Regions from separate parts of the Homo sapiens genome. Here region 1 is linked to region 2. A link is an interaction called in ENCODE POLR2A ChIA-PET data of the cell type or tissue named here. Cell type or tissue: PC-9. All regions are shown on one strand. Links, peaks and the distances in the headings refer to the core of each region. The heading gives the core; the rest is flanking DNA. Region 1 holds the start of LOC105371796 (a long non-coding RNA gene). Region 2 overlaps MAP3K14-AS1 (MAP3K14 antisense RNA 1).

The links. ChIA-PET counts read pairs that join two places held together with the same protein. Peaks named below come from ENCODE experiments on the same cell type or tissue, not always from the same donor. Only the 100,000 strongest peaks of a DNase experiment are listed, where the experiment ranks them.
Region 1: POLR2A ChIA-PET joins it to region 2 with 22 read pairs; 8 of 35 experiments call an interaction of 5 or more read pairs at or near these places.

The regions. Positions count from the first base shown.
Region 1 is chr17:45,363,736-45,366,640 of GRCh38, forward strand. It overlaps LOC105371796 (a long non-coding RNA gene), which reads right to left and starts at 2,787. Exons shown (of 3, transcript XR_934786.3): 1 at 2,124-2,787; 2 at 949-1,045. In PC-9, for the core only: no CTCF peak of the experiment used is centred there; no DNase peak of the experiment used is centred there.
Region 2 is chr17:45,249,666-45,252,570 of GRCh38, forward strand. All of the region lies in intron 1 of MAP3K14-AS1 (MAP3K14 antisense RNA 1), which reads left to right. It also overlaps the pseudogene EFCAB15P. Among named protein-coding and RNA genes, the nearest start is that of MAP3K14-AS1, 3.2 kb to the left of the region's middle. In PC-9, for the core only: no CTCF peak of the experiment used is centred there; no DNase peak of the experiment used is centred there.

The DNA of each region.
Region 1 (2,905 bases), core at 114-2,613, 110 kb after region 2:
CTGTCCAACCCTCCTGTTCTCTCTTGGCCTTTAGTGGCAACCACAGATGCCATGGTTTGAAATGGTAGAGCCACTAGAAGGAAGTAGCCTGTACAAGGGACAGCTAACCTGGACAGTTACCCAACCTGCAGCAGTTTTGTGTGAACGAGAAAAATACACCTTTGTTGCATCAAGAAGCCGCTAAGATTTGGAGGTCAATGTTTACCTCAGCACACTATAGCCTCTCCTGACCAATACACCAGAACAGGACACTAGATAGAGTAGGGTTCCACTCAGTTGGTTACTAACAAGGTGGTGCTCTCAGACATTTTGTTTTATAAACTTTACAGTGCTCCAGAGTAAGGATGGAACTGAAGGACTTTCTAAAACACAAGTTCCCAGCTGGGCGCAGTGGCTCACGTCTGTAATCCCAGCACTTTGGGAGGCCAAGGTGGGCGGATCACTTGAGGTCAGGAGTTCGAGACCAGCCTGGCCAATATGGTGAAACCCCATCTCTACTAAAAATATAAAAATTAGCTGGGCGTGGTGGCGGGCGCTATAATCCCAGCTACTCAGGAGGCTGAGGCAGGAGAATCACTTGAACCTGGGAGGTGGAGGTTTTAGTGAGCCAAGATTGCACCACTGCATTCCAGCCTGGGCGACAAAGTGAGACTCAGTCCAGTCTCAAAACAAAACAAAACACCAAAACACAACAACAAAAACACCACAAGCTCCCAGAGGCAGGTGGGAGAACACCAAGGGTCTTCATCAGCCCCCTGGGGAGCAGGAGCCCCTTGCCCAGCCTCCCATCCCAGGTTCCCCTCTGCCCTGCATCAAACTTCTCCCTGTTGCTGGTTTCTAGAGCTGTTCCCTCTCTGGCACAGCCCCTCTGTCTCCACCCCGCAGCAGCCGGCTTCCAGAAGCTAAAGCTCAGACACCACTGGCCCCTCCCCAGATGCAACCAAGTACCTGGAAGTCTCCCCACGCCTCACATTGTCTTTGCTTCACATTGTCTTTCAGATGAGTCCCTGGGGATGCGGAGCTCTTGCGATTCTGCCATCTGATCCTGCAATACAGGAAATCACCACTTTCTGGCCTCTGCTGACTGGAGAGCCAGTGTGGCAGGCAGGAAGCTCCAGTCTGGGCTGTCCACTGCCAGGTCAGGTCTGGGGAGAAGGTGGAGAGTCCCAGGCCCGAGATGGGCTCCTGGTTGGGGTGGGGAGGGCCAGGACAGCCAGCGTGTTCACTCCTCCCACAGACGGTTCTACAAACCCTCGTGGAAACTTTCTGTGCGGCTGGCCCTGTGCTTGGTGCTGTGGGAGCACAAAGGCAAGAGATCATGGCACCTGACTTCCAGGAGCCTCCATCCTGCAGGTCCAAGTAGGACATTAGCTGCAGAGAAACAGAGCAAAGGAATAAATAGCAGTCAGGGATTTTTCACTTGCAAGTGACGTGAACCCAGGGCCAGAGTAAGATCTATAGAGAGGCTGGGCGCGGTGGCTCACGTCTGTAATCCCAGCACTTTGAGAGGCTGAGGTGGGCGGATCACTTGAGGTCAGGAGTTTGAGACCAGCCTGGCCAACATGGTGAAACCCTGTCTCTATTAAAAATACAAAAATTAGCTGGGTGTGGTGGCATGCGCCTGTAATCCCAGCTACCCAGGACGCTGAGGCAGGAAAATCACCTGAACCTGGGAGGCGGAGGTTGCAGTGAGATCACACCACTGTACTCCAGCCTGGGCGACAGAGGGTGACTCTGTCTCAAAAAACAACAACAAAACAAAAAAAAAAAAAAAAAGGGAAAGAAAGAAAGAAAGAAAGAATGAACCAGCATGGCACATGTATACATATGTAACTAACCTGCACATTGTGCACATGTACCCTAAAACTTAAAGTATAATAATAATAAATAAATTAAAAAAAGAAAGAAAGAAAGAAGAAAGAAAGAGAGAGAAAGAAAGGAAGAAAGAAAGAAGGAAAGAAAGAAAGAAAGGAAGAAAGAAAGAAAGAAAGGAAGGAAGGAAGGAAGGAAGGAAGAAAGAAAGAAAGAAAGAAAGAAAGAAAGAAAGAAAGAAAGAAAGAAAGAAAGAAAGAGGAAAAAAGCCCTGATATAGCTCTGGCTGTGACTGAGTCACAGCCCCATACCTGAACTGATCCCATAGCAAGCACAGGGTTCAGAAGTGGAGGGGGTAGGAGAAAAGATGGGCTACTCCGACTTCGAGGCCTGGGCCTTATGAGCCTCTCTGGATCCTGGGAGTGGAATCAGCTTCTTCTGGACCACATGTCTGAAGGTGGGCGACAGATATTTCTCATGGAATATTGGAGTGTTTTGATCAGAAGGAGGAAGGATGCTGGGTAGGGTCACAACCAAGGTCTGCTGCTGGTGGGAGAATGGAATACGCCCTCAGAGAAGTATGAACCAAGGGCTGTGGGAATTCAGAAGAGGGAGATGTCATGTCCAGCTGAGGGGGTCAAGGAAGGCTTCATGGAGGAGGAGGCATCTGGGCTGGGCCTTGAAGGATGACCAGAGTTTGGGCATTGGATCTCTTAGGATGGGAGGAAAGGGCATTGTGGGCATAGGGAACAATGTGAGCAGAAACCTGGATGTAAGCCAGAGAGAAGCAGGGGCTGAAGCCAGATGAAGGAAAGGCCTCGAATGCCAAGCTAAGGGGCATGGATTGAATTTGTGGAGCCAAGGATGGGATCATCAGATCTGAGCCCCTGGAAACGCATACTACCCACTCAGGGGCCCGGCTCCCCACCCCCACCCCTGGCCTGCTCTGGGTGCCCACAGATCCCTTTTCCTTTCGTTGAGCTCAGACAAGTCTGGAGTTTTCCAATAGAAATGCTTACTCAGAAATGGAAGAAAAGTGAAAACAGAAAGTGTGATTACAGACCTTAGCTTTCTCCTGCCAAAGTAGACAAGC
Region 2 (2,905 bases), core at 93-2,592:
TTGTTGTAGAGATGGGGTTTCGCCATGTTACTCAGGCTGGTCTCAAAGTCCTGGGCTCAAGTAATCCTCCCGCCTTGGCCTCCCAAACTGTTGGGATTACAGACATCAACCTCCACACCTGGCCTATAACTTTTAATATAAAGAGTAGCAGTGGCTGTTGTGTGTTGGTACATGTTATGTGCCCATCCAGTCCTCATGTCCAAAACTCATGTTTGAAAAACATTCAAAACTCATGTCCAAGGTCACATCTGGCAGTCTGGCTCTGAAGCTACAGTGTCTTGGAGCCCTGCTGGTGCCTGGCATGTAGTAGGCACTGACCATTGTTGATGATGAATAAAGTGATTCTGCTTTGAGGGGCCCTTGCCAATATCAGGACATGTTGTTTGGGGGAGCACTGGGGCTGTAGTTTCTTTTGCCTTTACCCCTATGGTCCTAGACCCCATGAGGCAGGGGAACTCAGATTTTTCCCCCCATTTTTTCTCCTTCTTTACCTTCTCCCTTCTTTTCCATCCTGTTCATCATCCATCTATCCATCCATCTAAATACCTGCATTCACCTATCTACCAATCCACTGAGTTTTCTTTTCCTTTCCTACACACACACACACACACACACACACACACACACACACACACACAAGACTGTGAGCCCTAGGGTTGTAGAGATGAGCAAATCAGACAAGCATGGAGGGATGGTTGCAAACACTGGCTTCTTGCAGTGACCCCAGCTTCAGGGCAGGCAATCCTTTGTAGTTTTTCCCTGAGCACCCCCTAATTTTCTTCTCTACTCCCAGTCCTGGGGCCCTCACCTGCCAGCTGCTGGGGTGTCTTGCCTGTCAAGCTGCCCCAGGAGAAAGAAAGAGGTTGGAAAGGTCTTTGCATCTGTTGCATAGAAATGCCAGGGCTAGCCAGGCTTTACCCCAAACCCAGCACCCGAGGCCTGGCCTCCGGTCCCTGCCTTCACCTCTGAGACCCAGCATCTGGACCTGACTCGGCTGGATGGGCAGCTTCACAAGGCCCTGGGTTTCTCTTGCCCTCCTCATGGTGTGTGCAGCCTTTGTGGCCATGGCTGCTGCTGGCTCCATCTGGGTCAGCCAGGCAGTATGCAGCTGCAGCCTCCCTTTCTGCATCCTGCCAGCCTGCTCCTTTGCTGGATCTCATGTGAGCAGCCTTTGAGGGTGCTGTGGAGGCCTCAGAGGCAGGAAGGAGAGAGGGCAGAGGGACCCAGCCCACTCAGGTACTCAGACTCCAGGGGACCTGGGACCAGGCCTGTGGGTATACAGTTCCACCTCCTCCCAGGATCCTCCATAGGAAGCTGTACCACAGCCCTCTATGCAGGGGATTCTGGGGAAAGGGGTAGGGCAGTGATTCCCCCCACCCTGGGTGAGGGAAAAGGACCCTCCTCCAGCCCTGGTCACCTGTTTGTTTTCTGTGATGACTCGGATCTCTTGGTCTTCTGCCCTCTGCAAATTACTCCTAAAACTCAACAGTAAGGCCAGGCATGGTGCTCAGGACTGTAATCCCGGCACTTTGGATGGCCGAGGAGGGAGGATTGCTTGAGCCTAGAAGTTCAAGGCTGCAGTGAGCCATGATGGCACCATTGTACTCCAGCCTGGGTGATGGAGAAAGAACTTGTCTCAAAAAAACAAAAAAATAAAACCCCTCAACAGTAAGAAAATGAACAGCCCGATTTAAAAAAAAATGGGCAAAGCCAAGTGTGGTGGCTTACATCTTTAATCCCAGCACTTTGGGAAGCTGAGGTGGGAGGATCACTTGAGGCCAGGAGTTTGAGATCAGCCTGGGCAACATAGAAAGATCCCATCTCTACAAAAAATAAAAAGCTTAGCCAGGCATGGTGGTGCACACCTTTAGTCCCAGCTTTTTGGGAAGCTGAGACAGGAGGATCACTTGAGCCCAGGAGTTCAAGGCTGCAATTAGCCATGATCGAGCCACTGCACTCTGCCTGGGTGATAGAATGAAGCCTTGTCTAAAAAAAAAAAAAAAAAAAAAAAATCTAATCTAAACAAGCACCTCACCAAAGAATATATACAAATGAAAGTAAGCATATGAAAAAATGTTCAACATCATATCTTATCAGCAAATTGCAAATTAAAACAATGAGATACTATTATGCAGCTATTCAGATACCAAAATCCAAAACACTACCACCACCACCAAATGCTGGTGAGGATGTGGAACAATAGGAACTGATTAATCGCTGGTGGGAATGCAAAATGGTGCAGCCAATCTGGAAGAGAGTTTGGCAGTTTCTTACAAAACTAAACGCACCCTTATCACATGATCCAGCAATCGTGCTCCTTGGTATTTATCCAAATGTTTTGAAAACTCATATCCACACAAAAACCTGCACATGGATGTTTATGGCAGCTTTATTCATAATTGCCAAAACTTGGCGGCAACCCGGATGTCCTTCCGTAGGTGAATGGATAAATAAACAGTGATACACCCAGACAATGCAATAGTATTCACCACTAAAAATAAATGCGCTATCAAGCCAGGAAAAGACAGGAGGAACCTTAAACATGTATTACCAGGTGAAAGAAGCCAACCCAAACAAACTGCATACCGTATGATTCCAAATCATTCTGGAAAAAGCAAAACAGTGGCAACAGTAAAAGGACCAGTTGTTGACAGGAGTTGGAGGGGCCAGGTAGAGCACAGAATTTTTAGGGCAATGAAACGACTCTGTATCATACTACAATCAAAACCCATAGAACGGGCCGGGTGTGGTGGCTCGCGTCTGTAATCCCAGCACTTTGGGAGGCCAAGGCGGGTGGATCACCTAGAGTCAGGAGTTCAAGACCAGCCTGGCCAACATGGTGAAACCCCGTCTCTACAAAAATACAAAAATTAGATGGGCATGGTGGCGGGTGCCTGTAGTCCCA